2 separate regions of the Mus musculus genome follow, and region 2 is linked to region 1. A link is a loop called in an ENCODE intact Hi-C map of the cell type or tissue named here. Cell type or tissue: left cerebral cortex. All regions are shown on one strand. Links, peaks and the distances in the headings refer to the core of each region. The heading gives the core; the rest is flanking DNA.

What was found. Peaks named below come from ENCODE experiments on the same cell type or tissue, not always from the same donor. Only the 100,000 strongest peaks of a DNase experiment are listed, where the experiment ranks them.
Region 2: a loop joins it to region 1, with 4 times the contacts of the local background. A loop is called at or near these places in 15 of 42 quality-filtered maps.

What each region holds. Positions count from the first base shown.
Region 1 is chr6:42,193,902-42,205,172 of GRCm38, forward strand. No RefSeq gene overlaps it. Among named protein-coding and RNA genes, the nearest start is that of Tas2r144, 16 kb to the right of the region's middle. In left cerebral cortex, for the core only: a CTCF peak has its summit at 4,017 (motif pointing left); a DNase peak (open chromatin) is centred at 4,008.
Region 2 is chr6:41,768,932-41,780,202 of GRCm38, forward strand. Olfr459 (olfactory receptor 459) reads right to left here and starts at 3,366. Exons shown (of 1, transcript NM_146576.1): 1 at 2,422-3,366. The coding sequence starts at 3,366. The coding sequence ends at 2,422. In left cerebral cortex, for the core only: no CTCF peak of the experiment used is centred there; DNase peaks (open chromatin) are centred at 6,988 and 7,932; H3K27ac peaks cover 1,393 bases.

The DNA.
Region 1 (11,271 bases), core at 2,989-5,488:
TGCTTTATCCAGTCTTTACTTGAGTAAATACCAAGTGTTGCTTTTTCTTCACCAGTATGAGATTTTATAATGCCAACACCAGAAACTATTATGATGCATCCATTTAATCTAGACAAAAGAACCTGTATCTTTCTTCCTCTAACACTTCACCCTATTTTTCTTCATTTTTTTTTTGTCAGAAACTACTATGTTCTTTGACAAAGTGGTTGCATCACTAACTTCCACCAGCAGTGGATAACAATTCCCATTTCTAAATATTGCCACCAACACTTGGCATCACCTTGTCATTTTACCACCCTAAGGTAATAGCAGTGCCTAGAAAACAGCACCTTTTGTGTGTGTTTTAATGTACATTTCCCAATGGCTAGGGAGACATTTCTATATTGTTTTCTTACTATTTCTCCATCTTTTTGGAAAAATATCCAAATTCTTTGCTCATTTTTAATTGAGTTTTTCTTATTATTCATTAGTATGACCTTTAACATAATATATTTATATAATAACTTATTATATAAATGGTTTGCAAATATTTTCTTCCATTTTGTGGACTATCCTTTCATTTCATGCCCTTTGGAACATAAAAAAAAAAATTTAAATAGAGTTTAACTTATTTTTCTTTAATTATTTGTGTTTTAGGTTTCATCTCCAAGATGTATGCCTATTTCTTCTTATATCTCAGTCTTCAATCTGTTTCTGTTAACTTTTCATGAAAAAAAGACTTGACATAGATATTTTATTTTTTCCATCATCATTTATGAACACTATTCCTTCTCCCATTACATAGCTGCTACACAGTTGTAGAAAAATCAATACTTTGATTGACATGAGTTGCCAACTGTAATTACTTATCTCTTGTTTACCTAACATGTCTTCTTCCCAAAGTCCCTAGTTCCTCTCCCTCCCACCCTGTCCCCATATTCACAAAAAGTAAATGGTTCTTTTTTGGAAAATAGTTACATCTCATTTACTATTTATTTCCATCAAAATAATGGTTATTCACTGCCTTTTCATGTTATGAAGGAGACTTGAACTTTGTGGAAAAATAATAGTCATTGTGTACAACTCTACCTAAGTACAGATAACTACCTGAATGAAATATGTAACTAATTCCTGGATAAATAAAAGGAGCCTAAAAGGCAAGTAACTAGCCATTGGTAAAGAAGCAGCAGAGAATTTTAATAGACCAAAGACAAATATGAAAACCCCAGTCAAAACTTACCCATTGACATACAAAAATTATTTCAATGGGTTATGAACTTAGGTGATTCTCTTCTTAGTTTTTTCACCCTATACAGAAGGCTCTAGTGCTATACCTGTTCAGAGACAACTATTCTATTGTTGTGTTTCCTATTTTCTCTAGAAATAAAAATTGTACTTGCTTGAAAGTATTACACTTATGAAATTGGAGATGTTATTACTGTTCAAAAATAAATATAACTATTCTGTTTTAAAAGATAATACTTTGAAGGCCTGAAAAGTATTGGAATGCCTCTGGCTCTAAGATCAACTATTGAGAAATGGGATTTCACATAACTGAAAAGCTTCTGTAAGGTAAAGGACAGTGTCAATAGGACAAACAGCAATATACAGATTGGGGAAAAAAACTTTACCAACCCTACATCCAATAAATAACTAATATCCAATATATACAAAAAACTCAATAAGTTAGACTCCAGAGAAACAAATAACTCTATTAAAAATGGGGTACAAAGCTAAATAAAGAATTATCAACTGAGGAATCTCAAATAGCAAAGAATCACCTAAAGAAATGTTCAATATCCTTAGTCATCAGAGAAATGGAAATCAAAACAACCCTGAGATTCCACCTCACACTAATCAGAACAGCTAAGATGAGAAATTCAGGTGACAGCAAATGATGGTGAGGATGTGGAGAAAGAGGAATACTCCTCCACTACTGGTGAGATTGCAGGCTACTATAGTCATTCTGGAAATCAAGCTGGAAGTTCCTCAGAAAATTGGAAGTAGTTCTACCTGAAGACTCAATTATACCACTCCTGGACATGTACCCAAAACATGCTCCAATGTATAACAAGGACACATGCCCCACTGTGTTCACAGCAGCCTTATTTAAAATAGCCAGAAGCTGGAAACAACCCAGATGTCCCTCAATAGAAGAATAGATGCAAGAAATGTGGTACATTTACACAGTGGAGTACTATTCAGCTATTAAAAACAATGATTTCATGAAATTCACAGGCAAATGAATGGACTAGAAAATATCATCTTGGGTAAGGTAACCCAGTCACAAAAGAACACACATGGTTTATACTCACTGATAAGTGTCTATTAGCCCAAAAGCTCAGAATACCCACGATACAACTCGCAGACCATATGAAGCTTAAGAAGGAATACCAAAGTGTGGATGCTTCAATCCTACTTAGAAGGAGGAACGAAATAATCAAAGAAGGTAGAGGGAGGGAGGAACCTGTGCGGGAGAGAGGGGGGGGGAGAGGAAAATCAGGGCAGGATAAGGTACGGGAAGAGATAGGAGAGCCGTCCAGAGGGTCAGAAAATTGAACAAAAATAGGTATCAGTGGAGGATGGGGAACTAGGGGTAGCCACTAGAAAGTATCAGTGGAGGATGGGGAACTAGGGGTAGCCACTAGAAAGTCCCAAATGCCAGAGAAGCAAGAGATTCCCGGGACCCAACGTAGATGGCATTAGCCAAAATATCCAACAAAGGGGAGATAGAACCTAGAGGCCATCTCCAGTAGATAGGAAGTAAAGGGATGGGACTACCCACCCATCTCAAAAATTTTAACCCATAACTGTTTCTATCTAAAGGAAAAACAGGGACAAAAAATGGAGCAGAGACTGAAGGAAAGGCCATCCAGAGACCACCCCATCTAGGGATCAATCCATATGCAGTCACTATTGCTGATACCAAGAAGTACTTGCTGGCAGGAGCCTGATATAGCTGTCCCTGAAAGGTTCTGCCAGCACTTGACCAATACAGATGCAGATACTCACATCCAACCTTGGGACTGAGCCTAAGGACCCCAATGGAGTTTAGGGACGGACTGAAGGAGCTGAAGGGGATTGCAACCCCATAGGAAGAACATCAACTAACTAGACCACCCAAAGCTCCCAGAGACTAAACCACCAATCAAAGAGTACACATGGAGGGACCCATGACTCCAACTACATATGCAGCAGAGGATTGCCTTATCTGGCATAGGTGGGAGGGGAGGCCCTTAGTCCCATGGAGGCTTGATACCCAAGTGTAAGGGAATGCTAGACTGGTGAGGTGGGAATTGGTTGGTGGATGGGGGAGCACCCTCCTAGAGGCAAAAGAGAGGAGGGATGCAATGGGAGGTTGCAGAGGGGAAGCCAGGAAGGAGGACATTTGAAATGTAAACAAATAAAATAATAATTAAAAAAGATGATACTTGATGAAAATATATAATCCTGACCATGATAACAAAATTTAAGAACTCTCCCTAAACCCTGACATAGCTCTCTCTTGTGAGTCTATGCCAATGCCTGGCAAATACAGAAGTGGATGCTCACAGTCATCTATTAGATGGAACACAGGGCCCCTAATGTAGGAGCTAGAGAGAGTACCCAAGGAGCTAAAGGGGTCTGCAACCCTATAGGAGGAACAACGATATGAACTAACCAGTATCCCCCAGAGCTGTGTCTCTAGTTGCATATGTAGCAGAGGATGGCTTAGTCAGCCATCAATGGGAGGAGAGGCCCTTGGTATTGTGAAGATCATATGCCCCAGTACAGGGGAATGCCAGGGCCAGGAAGCAGGAGTGAGTGGGTTGGGGAGCAGGATGGAGGAAGGATATAGGGGGCTTTGGGGATAGCATTTGAAATGTAAATGAAGAAAATATCTAATAAAAAAAAAACTCTCCCTAAAAGGTAGATTGATAAAACTCCTAGCCAACTGCCTAAAATAGAGGTTTCCCTCAAGAGGCTCTCACTTAGAAAGACCGTGATTGCTCACCAGTGGATGAACTAAGGAATTGCTCCACTTACAGAAAGCTTCATTCATCAGCTCCATCTCGTGGTGAAAAGTGCTAAGTATTTACATAACTCCTTGAAGGTGCCAGACTTGCATTGACGAGGTCACTTAAGACTTCTGAATCTGCAGAAAACAAAGACATGGAGATCTATGGGTGATATAGGAAAATTCAAACTAGCTACCTGGAAAATAACCACTTCAGCTTGCCAAAGACCATGTAAGTATGTACATACAACAATGGTCATAATTTCAGTATATATAGAACACTAAAAGTGGAAATATTTGGCTTTTAACATTTCTCTCATAGTTAATTGCCTTTTGTTTTTGAATCTGAATTTTTTTTTAATTTCCATCGATGCCATCAATGCATTGCAACATAAACTCAGAATTCAGTCTTGGTTACAAACTATTCACCAAGGCCAATATCTAGCTCTATGTATTTTAACAAAGAAAAAGAACTATTCACAAAGCTAATTATTGGGCCTTAATTTTAAGCATTTATTTAGAGAGGCTACCTAGCCTCACTCCTAGCTGAGGAGTTACTGCTGCAGGGGGTAGGGGGCTACTTTTTCTTTTAGATTATGGCCACTGATACATTGTCCATGCTCGAGTGGCTAGCCCCAAACCTATGCACATATTGTCAGCACTAACCAGTCTCAAAGGAAAATAAACAAACAAATCTGAATTTGGGAAGAAATAATGTTAGATGGGCCCAAGGGAGTTGGAGACTGCAAGTTAAATACAATCAAAAATATGTGGTATGTAAACATGTTTCAGATGAGTGATTTAAAACATTATTTAAAAAGAAATATTTCTCCATTGATTAACTTATTTATTCACTTTACATCCCAATCACAACACCCCAGCTCCTTCCAGTTCCCCTTCTCATGGCCCCTCCTCCATCTCTCTCTTCATCTCTGAGAAGAGGGAGGTACCAACCCACCATGACACATCAAGTCACTACAGGACAAAGCACAACCTCTCCCATTGTGGAAAAATACCTGAGAAATCCAACTTAAGAAAGGAAAGCTTTATTTCATCCTTGATATGAGGGAAATACAGTCCACAAAAGCAGGAAAGACAGTAGGGACATGGGAGACTGGTCACAGTAGATGCACAGTCAGAAGCAGAAAGAGCAAATGTTGGTACTCATCTGTCTTTCACTTCTTTGTTCATTCTAAAACCTCCCCCTATCGAATAGAACTTCCTACAGTTAATGTGAGTCTTCACACCTCAATTAATCCAATCTAGAAACTCCCTTACAAGCATGCCTAAATGTTTGCTTCCAAAAATTCTAGATCTTGTCAATTGAATGATCAGCATTAACCATCACAACTTTCCAAAGTGAATCTTTCCACACTTGTTAAAACATTTGCAGGACTTTAGCCTTCAGTCATCACTGCGTTAATTTTCCCATCATCTATTACACCAGGGATCAACCGAGAATGCCTCCACAAATCTGAACTCAATAAATCTTTTGGAGAAGTTATTTTCAGACTATCACAGGTTTTATCATGCCCTCAATAGCATTCCTAATAACTCATACGCAGAAAAGGACAAAGAAACAAAATGCCAGATGCATCTCCACATAGTGTGTTATAACCACTGTGGTTGACTTTCAGGGAAACATTCACAGGGTTTTCCCTCTCAAAAGACCAATTGTATGATAAAAATCTTTACTGCTAAGCATAAGCACATTTTCTCCCTCAGATGATGTAAGATTACTTCTCTCAGCAGACCAACAACAGTCCCTCTGTTCTGCTGTGACAGAGCCTCCTGCCTTATGTGAACTGACTGGACCATGTACTATGTATCTAACTGCCAACTCTGTGTCTTCAGTTTGGACAGGAGACTGAGAGCAAGTGGTGAGCAAAGTCTGTGGCATCTTCCATTTTTAACTTGTAGCAAAAAGCAATGCCTGTTGAATAATGCAAATGAGCATATGCAATGCCTGTGTCCTTATATAACTTGTCACATAAAACTCCCGCTTCATTACAAGTCCAGTATTAACTCCATACATCCCAGAAATCATAAAGGCACGCAAATTTATATTCACCTGTTCAAAAGTTTCCACTAAAGTACTTCCCAATGTTGTGTCTGTCATGAGCACACTGTCCAAAATATTTCCAGTCATAAAAATTTGCAACCCATGGTGAAGAAATAAAGCTAATTATTATATTAATGTGTTTTAAGTATGCTCGTGGACAGTATGAAAAAACAAACATTTTACATAATTTATCTTTCAATTTCTTAGCCATATTTAAATAACATGACTTCCCGCAATGTCATTTAGCATGTTAACAACAGTGTTTCTGGTCATATGCATATTTGCTCGTATTAATAACTTTATAGAGCACACAATTTCCACTACATTCAATAGGCATTTCCACAACTTGCTATCTGTGATGAATTTCATGCTTCAGGAAGATATTTCAGTTAGACACATAACTGCTTAGTTTATAAACAATAAAGATAAAAATCTATTCACATTTCAATAGTCTTCTCCACTCACTAGATTTGGATTGCACATTTTTTTGTCTCTTGTCTTTGTTTCTGTAGTAGTTTGTTTCATAATGGCTGCTATACTATTTTCTTTCATTATGTCTTTTGTCAAATATGCACATAAAAATATTCATTAATGAACAAAGTGGAACATATGCCCCTCTAGAGTCTACTTTTCTTTCTCTACTTTTTATAGAAATATATGTCTAGGAATTACACTTCTTTCTAACACTGTATTGTGGATGTAATTCCACAAACCAAAAACTTTGTTTTGTAAAATATTATAATTATTTCCTATACCTCTGCCACTTAATTGTATTTCCTTATACCTGATAGAAGAATACATCTTTCTTAGTCTTCTCCAAAAATTCACTGAGTCATTGCTACAAACAAAAAGAGTGTACTGGGTGCCATTGTTCCTGTTATCATTGTTCCTATAGGCCATGTGATAAAATCAAAAGTAGAGACCCTTAATGAATGATGAGTCCTAACATATCTCCATCATCTCCAATTCCCTACTAAAACAAAATAGAATTTAAAAGGCCAGCATTCATTTATTCTCCAGAATAAATATTCAGAATCCATTAAGATTGGATGGTGACATGGATGTTTTTCATGAGTTCTTTGGGAAATTCAGGCAATTCCAATGCATAGACAGACCTGAGGAAGACAGGTCAAAAGAAAGCAGCCAAGGACTAAAGCTAAATGCTCTATAAGGTAAATCTACTTACACAAAAATTACAGTTATAGTCAGCAAACCGAGGTCTGCTCCAAAGACACCAGAAGAACTCGAAAACAAGCTATCATCGCATGACAGTCAACACAGGGATGCCTGACATTAAGAAAGGTTGGATGACCAGATGGTGATGACCAAGAAAGCAGCAATCCCAGGAAAGCTAGAGGGAAAGAGCAGCCAGTGAAATAAAGAGACACTGTCTCCTGTCTCCTACACCAGCTGGGACTTGAAGAGGAAAAGATGAATGTTTCAGAGCCTATGCCCAGCCAATCCAGCCAGCCAGGGTCTTAGCTACAACTAAGTAATAGAAAGGTAGAAGATAAAATTTAGACAAATATGAAAATAAACTGAACTGTTAATATGTTTAATCATAAAATATAAACACTGATCAATATATCACTGTGGATAACAAAGGGGGTATTAAGCCCATTAGGCTGACCTCCTGTCAGGTTAATTCCCCTTATGTGAGTTGACATGACCCCATAAGGAAATTATATTTTAATGTTTGCTTGGTCGTGCAATCTGTATTGTGCATGTCCTTACTGAATTTTGCCAGGATTTATCCTTCCTGTTCTCTCTGGGATAAAATCCATGCTCCTCGGGTGTCACACTCAGATGGCATGGGAGAGAGGAATGGAATTTAACCCATGGCTTTACATTGACCTTAACTGAATGGTTGACCTTTTATCAGAACTACTTATTAAATCTCCCAGATATAACTACTCACTCTCTTTGGAAATCCACCAATTTCTTCAGTGGATTTCTAACTCTTGCTGTGAATGTCATGAGAGTCTAGCAGCTCTTATAAGAGGTGGATTCAAATTCTGTTTTGCAGCTCTGCCTGCCTTTGACACTCCCGTGAAACATTAAGGAGAGGACCAGGACACAGGTCTTCTTATCATAGATCTCCTCCCTTTCTCCTCCTTTCGTTCTTGCCTCTCCAAGTTGACAAAACATTTTCTATCTCTATGTGCTGGTGGAGAGAAAAGTATTTTCCCTAACTAAATATTCTTCCAATCCTGACAAAATTTTTCAACCTAATGGCCATGGTTCACTGTAGGATCTTCACTGAAGTACAGATTCTCCTATCTCGGTCTATTATATGCTATCATAATAGAATGCCAAAAATAGGGCAATTTATTAAAATTCAAAATTTATTTCTTAAAGATCTGGAATCTGAGAACTATAAGGCTAGGTATTTTTAATCTGGCAAAGACCATCTTACTGCATCCTTCTATAGAAGAAGGTGGAAAAAAAAAAAAACAATGAGCAAGAAATGACTGAGCTGAAAATTGAACATAGTACTACCTGAGGACCCAGCAATACCACTCCTGGGCATATACCCAGAATATGCTCCAACATGTAATAAGAACACATGCTCCATTATGTTCATAGGCGCCTTATTTATAGTAGCCAGAAGCTGGAAAGAACCCAAATGTTCCTCAACAGAGGAATGGATACAGAAAATGTGGTACATTTACACATTGGAGTACTACTCAGCTATTAACAACATTGAATTAATGAAATTCTTAGGCAAATGAATGGATCTGGAGGATATCATCCTGAGTGAGGTAACCCAATCACAAAAGAACTCACATGATATGCACTCACTTATAAGTGGATATTAGTCCAGAAGTTTGGAATACCTAAGATACAATTCAAAAACCACATGGGACTCAAGACAAAAGAAGACCAAAGTTTAGATACTTTGATCTCTCTTAGAAGGGGGAACAAAATACCCATGGACAGAAAATTTACAGAGACAAAGAGTGGAGCAGAGACTGAAGGAATGATCATGGAAAGACTGCCCCACCCGGGGATCCATCCCACATACAATCACCAAATCCATCTATTGTGGATGCCAACAAGAGCCTGCTGACAGGAGCCTGATATAGCTGTGTCCTGAGAGGCTCTGCCAGTGCCTGACTAATACAGAAGTGGATGCTCAGAGTCATCTATTGGATGGAACACAGGGCCCCTAATAAAGGACCCAAGGAGCTGAAGGGGTTTCCCCATAGGATGAACAACAATATGAACTAACCAGTACTCCCAGAGCTCCAAGGGGCTAAACCACCAACCAAAGAGTAGACATGGTGGGACTCATGGCTCCAGATATATATGTAGCAGAGAATGGCCTAGTCAGTCATCAATGGGAGAAGAGGCCCTTGGTGCTGTGAAGGTTCTATGCCCCAATATAGGGGAATGCCAGGTCCAGGAAATGAAAGTGGATGGATTGGTGAGCAGGAGGGCAGGAGGGGATAGGGGGTTTTCAAATGTGAAATCAGGAAAGGAAATAACATTTGAAATGTAAATAAAAAAATATATCTAATAAAAAAATTACTTAGCTCACTTCTATAATAAACACACTGCTGAAGTAATGTTAATCTACTTGTGAAGGCAGAACTCCTATGACAATCACTTCTTTTTTTTTTTTTCCATTTTTTATTAGGTATTTAACTCATTTACATTTCCAATGCTATACCAAAAGTCCCCCATATCCACCCACCCCCACTCCCCTGCCCACCCACTCCCCCTTTTTGGCCCTGGTATTCCCCTGTACTGGGGCATATAAAGTTTGCAAGTCCAATGGGCCTCTCTTTCCAGTGATGGCCGACTAGGCCATCTTTTGATATATATGCAGCTAGAGTCAAGAGCTCCGGGGTACTGGTTAGCTCATAATGTTGTTCCACCTATAGGGTTGCAGAACCCTTTAGCTCCTTGGCTACTTTCTCTAGCTCCTCCATTGGGAGCCCTATGATCCATCCATTAGCTGACTGTGAGCATCCACTTCTGTGTTTGCTGGGCCCCGGCATAGTCTCACAAGAGACAGCTACATCTGCTTCCTTTCAATAAAATCTTGCTAGTGTATGCAATGGTGTCAGCGTTTGGATGCTGATTATGGGGTGGATCCCTGGCTATGGCAGTCTCTACATGGTCCATCCTTTCATCTCAGCTCCAAACTCCGTCTCTGTAACTCCTTCCATGGGTGTTTTGTTCCCAAATCTAAGGAGGGGCATAGTGTCCACACTTCAGTCTTCATTCTCCTTGAGTTTCATGTGTTTAGCAAGACAATCACTTCTTAAAGGACCCTCTCACATGTTCTGCCTTAGATGAGGTGACTATATCACATAAGCTCAGAAAACATCTTGGAAGAGGGGAATGGGAAGATTCTAAGAGTCAGCGGCTGGAAAGGCATGCTGGGAAACAGTATCTTCTAGTCAAGTTAGCATCATGGCCCTTAAATTTTCATGGAATCTGTGGTATGTGCCAAAGAGTAGTTCACTTAAAATTCCAGCATATATGTATGAGAGGGGAGCTCACAATGCCTAACCCCCAAGTGAGGAAATATTGATGGAAGATAGCTGCTAGGGAGTGGAAAGTCAGTTTTCTTTGGTTGTATGGCCCCTGATAGGTTGTCCATGCTACAGAAGATGACCCTACAGCATTCAATTTCACATAGCACTAGTTAGACTCTGTGAGTGATTTTAAAAAAGGACATGATGTTGGGTGAGAAATTTGTTGGAGGCATCTAGAAAGAGTTGGGGAGGATGGGCATGATCAAAAACATTGTATACATTCATAACACTCTCTAAGAATAAGCAAAATGTATTTTTCAAATATCATGTGGTGATTTGAACGCTTGGCCCATAGGGAGTGGTCCTGTTAGGAGGTGACCTTGTTGGAGGAAGTGTGTCACTGTGGGGGTGGACTTTGAAACTCCACCCAGTTTGGAAGAATCAGTTTCTCCTGGCTGAAGCCAGATCAAGATGTAGAACTTTCAGGTCCTTTAGGGTCATGCCTACCTGGACACTGCCATAATGGACTGCACCTCTGAATTTGTGCCAGACCCAATTAAGTTCTGTCCCTTATAAGAGTTGCCTTGATCATGGTATCTTTTCACAGCAATGGAAACCCTAACTAAGACCTCTCACCTCTCAACACTTTTGCTTTGGGGAATCAAATTTGCAACACATGAAATTTAGGGGCCACATTGAAGCCATTCCACCTCAATTCTAGCTCTCAATATCAAAAATAAATAAAT
Region 2 (11,271 bases), core at 5,701-8,200, 420 kb before region 1:
CAGGATCATTTATTACAGCAGCAGAAATAAGACTATTTATAATCACTCCTATTTATAATTACGACTACCTGTAAAGATGGCTGATAGCCATTTGGGAAAGTTGAAGAAACGTTTACAGGATCTATTCTCACTGAGTCACAGAATACTCCTTTCTGTTTGACTACTGCAGCCAATTTTCCATTTGATAAGCAGTGGATCTGAGAACTGGCTCAAATCTGGAGGCTGTGGGAAGGACCACCACTTTCCATTACAGTGAACACCTTCAACCTTCTCATTTACCCTTTGATTAGGTATTCTAAGTGGTACTCAAATGAGTGTCCTACCCATAGACATCATGTTCTATTACTTATCTCTAAAGATCATCATTTATGTTACTTTCTCTGATATTTTAACCATTCTGCCTAGTAAGATAGGTGAGTATATTTCCCATCTAATAGTTAATTCATCTGTCCTTTGGTGTTGCAGCCAGCTCTATATCCTGCTATTAAAAAGCCAGCTCTGAAATGGTAGCTTATAACAAGCCATATCAAGCAATAGCCTCCTAAATAACACTTTTGAAAATTACCTTGCTTGACAGACTATCCTGAAGGCCTCTGAGGAGCAGGATCAGCTGGTAGGATTTCTGCCTAATGTAGCATAGCAATTATAGCATTTTTACTTTCTAAGCCATTTAGTCCCTCCTTCCATAGTTTTCCAGCTATATTTGGAAGGTCTATTTAAAAACTTTCATGAGCCATCAAATGACATATATTAGACTCATATTTCTAGACCACTGGCTAAAGTGTTAAATCCTGCATGATGGAGGAAAACCCTAAATCCATGCTTTCCCTCGTCCAGCATTGTCTTCCAAGTACTCTCCTGGTGGTTCACTCTCTGAGCACACTTGCCCCTCCCCCAGCCATTCTTTCTCTTGCACATGCCAGCCCTGTGGCTTGATCTTCTGTCTTTCCCAGGTGTTAAAGTCTTTGTGCCAGGGAATGTGCTTGGTGAACCCTCATATGACCACTAACAACCCGGTTACACTATAAAAACTAAAACTAGAAAGAATCCTGTAATCAGCAAAATTATTTTATAAATGTGGGGCAATCCCACACAAATGAGAGGACTGGTTGCTGAAAGACCAAACTTACAGGAAACATTAAAGTTCTTGAGTGTGGAGATAAGGCTTAGTGGGTAAAAGGTTGTCTAACAAGTGAGTGAATAGGTTCATTTGCTAGTACACACACACACACACACACACACACACACACACACACACACACACACTTCAGATATGAAGGATCTACTGATTGATGTCATGTAAATTTCTTCCTTCTAAACTTCTTCTAATACTACTTGAAATCCCATAACTCCCAAGCCCCCAAACCCAAACTCTTGAATTGCCTCTCATTTTAAAAATTCTCCATGGAGAGAAGTCTTTTGCAAGGCCTCAGGAATTTGAAGTCAGAAATCTTAGACTGGAATAAGTTTGAAGAGAAATGGCAGTTTTCAGCAGTTTTCACAGTACTATATTTCTAGAATTTAATTGTTATTTGTTTTTTTTAATACCTGCCTTTAAGAGGATCATTTTATGCAATACTCTGAAGTTTTAGAAAAGAAATCTTCCCTATTTCTATCCACAATTATTCTGGATACTACTAAGAATTTCCAGAGGAAATATTTGCCATGTCACCATTCTAGATTATTTTTGTGGCAATATACAAACAATGCTGTAGTCAATTATGTACCAAGTGAGGAACATTATAATATGATCTACAAATATAAAGAAAACCCAAATGTTTTTTAAATGTAGATGGACACCTTGTCACATAATTGCAAAATAATCTCTAAAATATGGAGAATGTCTTAGCAAATTGATGGACCAAATCGAACACGTTTGTCTTTGTATTCTCTCAATGGTACCTCTTATACGTCAACATTTTTGCCATTACTCCTCTTCTCTAGGAAATACATCTTCAGAGTAATGTGTCTAATAAGATGCTAAGGAAACTGTGTTTTCTTGCTCTGATTCATCCAGCGCTTTCAAGAACATTCTTCCTTGTGCTCACTAGTGTAAAGAATGAAGTCTGTAAGGTTCTAGTTATCATAAGAAGAGATTCATTTAAAGTACCTTGGGGCATGCCTTTAATCCCAGCACTTGGGAGGCAGAGGCAGGCTGATTTCTGAGTTCCAGGCCAGCCTGATCTACAAAGTGAGTTCCAGGACAGCCAGGACTACACAGAGAAACCCTGTCTTGAAAAACCAAAAAATAAATAAATAAATAAATAAATAAATAAAGTACCTTGGGGAGGAACTTGGAAGTATATCTTCCATGACATGGTTGTAATTTGTGCCCAGGATTCAGAGTTTACTACAACTCTAATGGACTAGGGAAATTGAGATTTTCTAGGTCCCGTCACCTAAGAGTGACTGAGAGAAGAGCTAATCCCTGAGGAGCAGACAGCAACGCTTCACTCCATCTCTAAGGGCCTCTTTGACTTTATCATTTCGAAGTGTGAAGATGAAGGGGTTCAGAAAAGGCGTGACCACAGAAACCAGCAGGGAGGCCACTCTGTTGTACTCTGCTGCCTGTGTTTGCTTAGGTTTCACATAGAGGAACAAGCAGGTGCCGTAGCCAATCACAACAAAAGTGAAATGGGAGGCACAGGTGGAGAAGGCTTTCTTCCGGCCAGAAGCTGAGGGGATCTTGAGGATGGTGGAGATGATATAGGTGTAGGAGACAATTGTAGGGATCAAGGATCCAACAATAATGAAAATAGCCATTATGAAAAGAATGAACTCTGTGAGAAAGGTTTCATTACAAGATAATTTGAGCAATTGGCCCCGGTCGCAGTAAAAATGATCTAAGAGATTTGATTTGCAGAAAGTAAACTGGAATGTGGCATAGACTGGCCAGATTTCAGAAAGGAACCCAAACATCCAGGACACCATGACCACCCAGATGCAAGTGCGGCTGTTCATGATGACGCTATACCTCAAAGGATTACAGACAGCCACATAACGGTCCACAGCCATTGCTCCAAGCACTGCAAACTCTGTGGTCCCTAGAGCGAGGTAAAGGAAGAGTTGGGCAATGCATCCATTCAGAGATATTGTCTGCTTTCCAGGGAGCAGAAGCCCCCAAAGCATCAAGGGAACAATTGTAGTTGTAACCAGGATTTCCAGGAGTGAGAGGTTGCCCAGGAAGAAGTACATGGGGGACTGTAGACGTTTATCAACACAGACAATAATGATGATGACCATGTTTCCCAGCAGTGTCACTGAATAGAAGAAAAAGAATATGGCAAAAAGGATGTAGTGTAGCTCTTGGGATCCAGGGAAACCCAGAAGGCAGAATTCAGTTGCACTAGAGAGATTGTCCATCATTTGTGTTTGACTTTTGCTTCCAAGTTGTAGGTCTGCATCAAACAGATCCTTCTGGTCATGGAGTTGCCCTTCTTCCTCCTACGTTAACTGCACCATAAGATATAAAGGCATTCCAAAGAAAAGTTAAACCATAGAACTTTGCATAAGCAGTGTCACACAAAGCCATCCAAAGGCCAACAGAGCAAAGGTCAGGACAGTTTCTAGGGCCAGCATTCTTGCTGTCCACAGATTTTAAAACATCACAGAACATCAGTATCTCCACATGAAAACCCGAGGATGGGGGTAATTTTCCAAAACAGATTCATTCTTTTCTAACTGTGTTTATCCTCAAGAGCTTAGAAATAATGATGGATAATAGCTGACATGGATAAGAGCCCATTCTGATACCTGGATCTCTCTGTTCCTCACTTCTGTGGTCTTAACTGTCATTTTCTCAAATACCCCTTTACAGTCACTGTTCCCCAAACAAGGAAGCATGCTCATTAGTGAACTCTAGTTTTCTTCATAGCACTTACTACCTGATATTACATATCTAATTGCTTATTCCCCTCCTTAATATTAAACTGTATAACTATGAAGGGGACAAGTGGAATAATCCCTGATGTATGGAATTTATATTCAGAGAAAATATATGCACTAAACCACATGCCAGAAAATTAATGGATTGCATAATAATTTGTTCCCCAATTGTATGATATAGACATGATTACTAAGAAATTTAATTTTAGGGGTTGGAGAGATGGCAGGAGTTAAGAGCACTGACTGCTCTTCCAAAGGTTCTGAGTTCAAATCCCAGCAACCACATAGTGGCTCACAACCATCTATAATGAAATATGATGTCCTCTTCTGGGGTGTCTGAAGACAGCTACAGTGTACTTACATATAATAAACAAACAAACAAATAAATAAATCTCTTTTAAAAAGAAATTTTATCTTATTTTTCATTTATGACATTAAAATATACATTCTATGAAAACAAGAACATCTTCAAATCTGTGTTTAAGACTGTCATATACTTTGGTCTTCGTTCCTCTTGAGTTTCATGTGTTTCGCAAATTGTATGTTATATCTTGGGTATTCTAAGTTTCTGGGCTAATATCCGCTTATCAATGAGAACATATCATTTGAGTTCTTTTGTGATTGGGCTACCTCACACTTTGCCCCTTCTTAGAATTGGGAACAAAACACCCATGGAAGGAGTTACAGAGACAATGTTTGGAGCTGAGACAAAAGGATGGACCATCTAGAGACTGCCATATCCAGGGATCCATCCCATAATCAGCCTCCAAACACTGACACCATTGCATACACTAGCAAGATTTTGCTGAAAGGCCCTGTTATAGCTGTCTCTTGTGAGACTATGCCGGGGCCTAGCAAACACAGAAGTGGATGCTCACAGTCAGCTATTGGATGGATCACAGGGCCCCCAATGGAGGAGCTAGAGAAAGTACCCAAGGAGCTAAAGGGAACTGCAACCCTATAGGTGGAACAACAATATGAACTAACCAGTACCCCAGAGCTTGTGTCTCTAGCTGCATATGTATCAAAAAATGGCCTAGTCTGCCATCACTGGAAAGAGAGACCCATTGGTCATGCAAACTTTATAAGCTCCAGTACAGGGGAATGCCAGGGCCAAAAAGTGGGAGTGGGTGGGTAGGGGAGTGGGGGGGAGGGTATGGGGGACTTTTGGGATAGCATTGGAAATTTAAATGAGGAAAATACCTAATAAAAATATTAAAAAGGAAAAAAGTCTGTCATATACAAGTTATACATCTATATACAAAACAAAAACTAAAAACTAAAACTTGAAAAAAAAACAGCCTCAGGAAATTATGACACATCCCTAAGTATACTAGCATACACATAATGAGAGTACCAGAAAAGTAGGAGGATACAGACACAGATAATTATTGCAAACTTCCTAAATTTAGTTACAAACAAAGAAAACATCAGTCTACACATTCACAAAAGTCAATAAACTTCTAGGAAAATAAGTGCAAAGAGAAAGAAAACAACCAAGCAAGCTCATATGTAATGGACACTCAGAAAGATCAACAACTGACTTGTGGTTAGAAATAATTATCTCCAAAAGGTAGTGGATAGAGTGCTACATGCTAAGAGTAATGAGTAAAGAAAATATACATATATACATGTGTACATATATAATACCACAAATATATATATATATATATATATATATATATATATATATATATATATCCACAGGAATAGTGTGGAAATTTTTCAGCTGATGATAGAGGTTAAGTATTATATATCTTGGTCAGGACTAGTTCAGCTATTTCCTCAGTCTACTCACCTTAGTTTCCTCTCCTTTTTCACTTCAACACTGTCCTTCCTCCCTGCCCTTCCTTCAATTGCCCTTTCTATTTCTCTGTGGCTCTTTTACTAATGGAAACTCTCAGAATTCAAGGCTCAAATGGTTGGGAGGGATCAATGTCTGCTTTTCTTTCATAGTTTTTGAGTTAACAGTGGAAAATATAGATAAAGGCAGAACAGGGAGCAGTCCTCTGATTTTTGTTAGGGCAGCCCAGATCTAAAAGGGCATACTGTATGAGGTTGTGTGAAGAACTGTCCAACCTGCTGCCCCTCCCCTAGTCTACACCTCTATTTTTAAAATTTCCATAAGACAGCGAAGTCCCAGACTTTCCACCCCAATTCCCCGAGTTTCTCCTTCACAGAGGCAGAATTTTTACAAAGAACTGACCTCTTTAGAGGGGTTTCATGTTGCTTTTGACATTCTACAGATTTAGCAGAAATGAATTGCTTCCTGGCTAGTGCTGAGCAGTATGATATGCTGGGGCCTCTCCTCATGGCGAAAAGGGTGGGGGATCTATACCGGAGCTTTGGAAGAAGTCTAGCAATGAACATGTACCGACTTGAGGATTTGTCCTTCTCCTCCCTCCCCTCCGCTCCTTTTCTCCTTCCCAAAGGAACTAAAGTCACCGAGGTATGTGTTCTTAATTAACCCAAGTTCTGAGAGGTCTCTCAGCAAGCTATCTGGGGAGATCAGGGAAAAAAGTTTCAGTTTTCTTCATTTTTGGCCAATTAAGTTGCAGAACTTTTCCAAGTCTGTTAGTGGGGAAACTGAAATCTTGTTGATCGGGGACTTCCTAATCGAAGGGTGCTTTCCCACAATGCCCCAAGGCCTGTTGCCTGGACTGTGTCAGACTCCAAAAACCTCATCTTCTCAGTTCATTATCTTAGGCTCTTCCCATGCTTCTAAGTTATTCAGAACTGGATTAAGTTCCATCCTCTCAGAGACACCATAATTCTCCTGGAAAACGTGCAGTGATATTTTTTAATGCCTGCATCTCAAGCACAGTGAAAGCCTTAAGTAGACCTTAACATTTTCTTGAAGCCTGACACATTAACCATCTGTGTTACAGTGGGTCTCACAGCTGGCACTGACCGTGACCCTGCAGAATGCTGTGGAGAAGTTCTACCCGCAACTCGAATCACACTCTATAGAAGGTCTTGGATTTTCCCTCTTCTAAATATATATGCATCTGCATGTGTTCCAGCAAGGTTCTTGCCACTCTTTTTCTTGTCCTACGGTTGTGGTGCTGAGTCCCAGCTGGACCACTTCCAAGTAGGGAGAGCCGAGGAAGCTTCTGGAGACAGCTATGCTCACAACCTGGAAGAACTGACAAAATGCAAATCAGAAATCTGTTTGGTGCTGGAGAGAGCAGAATATGTGTGCATTATAAAACATTTGTCTGCGTTTAGGTTCTCATTTTAAGTATGCCTATTCATTCTGAAATGTCAATTGGCACCTAAGGGGATAAATTGGGAATAATTTTCCTTCCTGTGTGTGTTTTTTTTTAAATTGCTAAAGCCCAGCTTGTCATGTAATTTTAGAGGGATTTCTAACTATGGATCCTCAGAGTCCTTTAAAGAGAGCGCTATGAAAATCTGTTGTGCAACCTTTCCTATCTCAGTTAACAACATGTAAAATATATAACTCCATAAAACCGTGCATCATCACACCTTTTCTCTTACATGCTACTCAATAAGGTTGATGTTTTATTTTTTATTTTTGGCAAACATTTTGTTAATCAGTTTCTGTGTTTTTCCATGCTCATTGTTTTAAAAAAAATACCATAAGTACTCTTAAGTCTTTATAAATAAACAAGCAATTATTTTTTTTCTAGAATAAATTTCTACAGTTGGAATTTTTAGGTCAAGCTGTAGAAAAATTGAAACTTTTGTTTTCATCTGGCACAAAATTACATTCTAGCAAGTTTAAATTTACTTCCTTATATAACTGATCCATTATGAAATAGAGGTATAATTTAATTTTTATTTTAATTATGAATTTTAGAGAACAAATTAAAATATGTTAGAAAAGAAACCCAGTTGATGCACCTGATAAAATGAAAAAAAATCTTCTGAACAATAAAACTACCTACTGATTCAAAAATAAATGTAACTGAATATCCCTATGTATGTTAAACAAATGAAATTCATAGCTAAAAACTTCCTACACAGAGAACTGTAGATCCAGATGGCTTGTCTGATATATCCTATCAAATATTTAAAGAAAAATGCAAATCTTATATGTCTAGTCTTCTAGTGAGTTGAGAAGCAAGCACTGTCCAATTAATTTCATTAGGTCAGGTTGACCTCTACACCAAAGACTTTACAGGAAAATAAGTCAACTTAGCAATAGTGTCGAGAACATAGAACATGGATAGTTCTCAATTCCATACTAAGCAAGGAGAATCCATAATTAAAATGTTGTCATTTAATTCTAGAAATGAAAAGTTTACTTAATATGAGATAAATCATTAATTTGGAATGTTAATAAAATCAAAGAAGAAAATTAACAACCACCCCTAAAAGGTCAGGAAGGACATGGGAAGTAAGTCAGCACTTACTGGTTCAGAACTTTGAGCAAATTAGAAACCAAACAAAACTTCCTTAAACTGAAAAATGAAATCTATGAAAAAATCTAATACTAAATATTATCAAATTTATTGAGGAGAAACTTAATACTGTCTTTCTAACATGGGAACTGAGGTAAATATAACTATTCTGATGAGTTCTATCTAACAACAGATTAGAAGTTTTAGCTAATTCATAAAAAAAGACTAAATAAAAACCTTCAGTTAGTAAATAAAAATAACATTATATATTTATAAATGGGATAGTCTTGCAATTTGAGATCCATAAATCCATTAAATTAATAGGTATAATCATCAGTAACAGAAAGAAAAGATAGATGTGTAAAAATTTATAGATGTACAGAAAACCTAAATACCCCATCAATCCATTATAAATGAAAAAAATATCAAAACATGAAGAAAATGAAGACACACATTTAACAAGCTATATACAAGACATATATTTAAAATTATAAAATCTTGCTGAGACAAATGAGAACTAAATAGATAGTCAAACATTCTATTGTCATACATTAGAAGACTCAATTATGCTAGAATATCTATTCTTCTCGAATTAGTATATAAAGTTACTGCAAGGCTCACTCAGAACCTTATAAGGCTGTTTATCATACTTAAAATATGTCTCAAAAATAGTATGGAATGTAAAGAACCTACAGTAGTTAGAATAATCATGAAGAAGAACAAGACAGAGATGTATGATATGTAAATTTAATACAATAAAGCTACAGTATAAAGACAAAAGGATTTTGACACAATATTGTGCGAGTGAAAGGAAATACTGATCAATGAGACTCAGATTTAAACACTTGAATTGACTGTAAGCATACTATTGATAAATAGGATGGGCAACTGAAATTCTCATATATTCCTTAGTGGAATGTGCAATGGATACAAAGAATATCTAAATACATGCATCTAATATACACCTATTATGTTACTCTTAGATCTTTTCCAAAGGTAAATGAAAACACAAATCCCATGAAAAACACTTTTAGGAATGGTGATGGCAGTTCAGTCCACAAGGAACTGTAGTGATTCAAATGGTAACAAGTTAATAGCCAAATAAGCTGTGGTATATTCGTGTAGAGAAAGGCTATTAGACAATTAAAAGAAATGCAATATTGACAGAAGCATTATCACGAGTCATGGTGAGTAGGAAAGAGGTTATATTAAGCCAAAGACTAAATATGTTAATAAGCTCAAAAATAAAAGTAAAAGTATTAAAACCCAAATGATTAGCCAGGGATAAAAAATAAATTGGAAAGGGCACAAAGGAAAATTTTCCATGCTGATCATGTCATACAACTTGGCTGTGGTGTAAACAACGCATGTGCAGAAATATGAAAAATAAATTATTGCAACTTGAATTGAAAGTATTACTATCTAGTGTAAAAAATTTAGCCTGCATTAAATTGAAAACATTTGAAAAATAAACACAACTGTATAGCAAAGGATGTATCTTTGTGGAATGATGGGGAAAGACATGAGATAGATGCAAGAATGAAGACAACATTGATGTGGATTCTAAAGCAGTTAGAAAAAGAGAAGTATTCATTCCTTTTTTTTAAATTTTAGTATATGTTGTGTGTGTGTGTGTGTGTGTGTGTCTAGTATGTGTGTGCTCACCCATGAAAGCCAGAGGTTGACGTCAGGATGCCTTTTCTTAATTTCCCTTCACCTAATATTAAGACAGGATATCTCACTGCAACTAGAGTTTGCCATTTTATTTTAGCTAGAATGGCTGGTCAGCAAGTCTCTGGAATCCACGTGTCTCTGCCTCTATGCACTCGGATCACAGGTCTGTGGCTCTACACTCAGACCCATCTCTTCTGTGAGTGCTGGAGATCTTAACTGAGCACCTCATGCTTTGACAACAAGCACTTTACTCATTGAGATATCTCTCTGGCTTCTACATATAGGTGAGATCAATTGTCTTGCTTGATCAGAAGCTTTCTCACTCTCTCTAAGTTAAAGCCCAGTTCCTATAAAGCCCCATGTGACTTGTAGAAACACTTTTCTCTAATGTAATGTAGTACCATTCCTATTCTACTCAACCTCATCCATAACCCCAGACACTGGTCCACCTCCTACAAGGGCTTTAGCACACATTGTTCCTTTGCCCATTCACAAAATTCACATAGTGAAATCAGATATCAACAAACCATCACTTTTGCAAATGTCCCCTCTAACCTCCACAAGCATATCTAAAGGCGATCACATGTGCTTTCTACCTGTTCTTAGAATGGAGGCTATACCCTATTTATAATAGCCAGAAGCTGGAAAGAACCCAGATGTCCCTCAACAGAGGAATGGATACAGAAAATGTGGTATATTTACACTCAGCTATTAAAAACAATGAATTTATGAAATTCCTAGGCAAAGGGATGTATCTGGAGGATATCATCCTGAGTGAGGTAACTCAATCACAAAAGAAGTCACTTGATATGCACTCACTGATAAGTGGATATTAGCCCAGAAACCTAGAATACCCAAGATACAATTTCCAAAACACAAGAAAACCAAGGAGAAGGAAGACCAACGTGTGGGTACTTCATTTCTCCCTAGATTAGGGAATAAAATACCCATGGAAGGAGCTGCAGAGACAAAGTTTGGAGCTAAGATGAAAGGATGGACCATCCAGAGACTGCCTCACCCAGGGGTCCATCCCATAATCAGTCAGCAAACCCAGACACAATTGTATATGCCAGCAAGATTTTGCTGAAAGGACCCTGATATAGCTGTTTCTTGTGAGGCTATGCGAGTGCCTGGCAAATACAGAAGTGGATGCTCACAGTCATCTATAGGATGGAACACAGGGCCCCCAATGGAGGAGCTAGAGAAAGTATCCAAGGAGCTGAAGGGGTCTGCAACCCTGTAGGTGGAACAACAATATGAACTAATCAGTATCCCCAGAGCTCATGTCTCTAGCTGCATATGTAGCAGAAGATGGCCTAGTTGACCATCACTAGGAAGAGAGGCC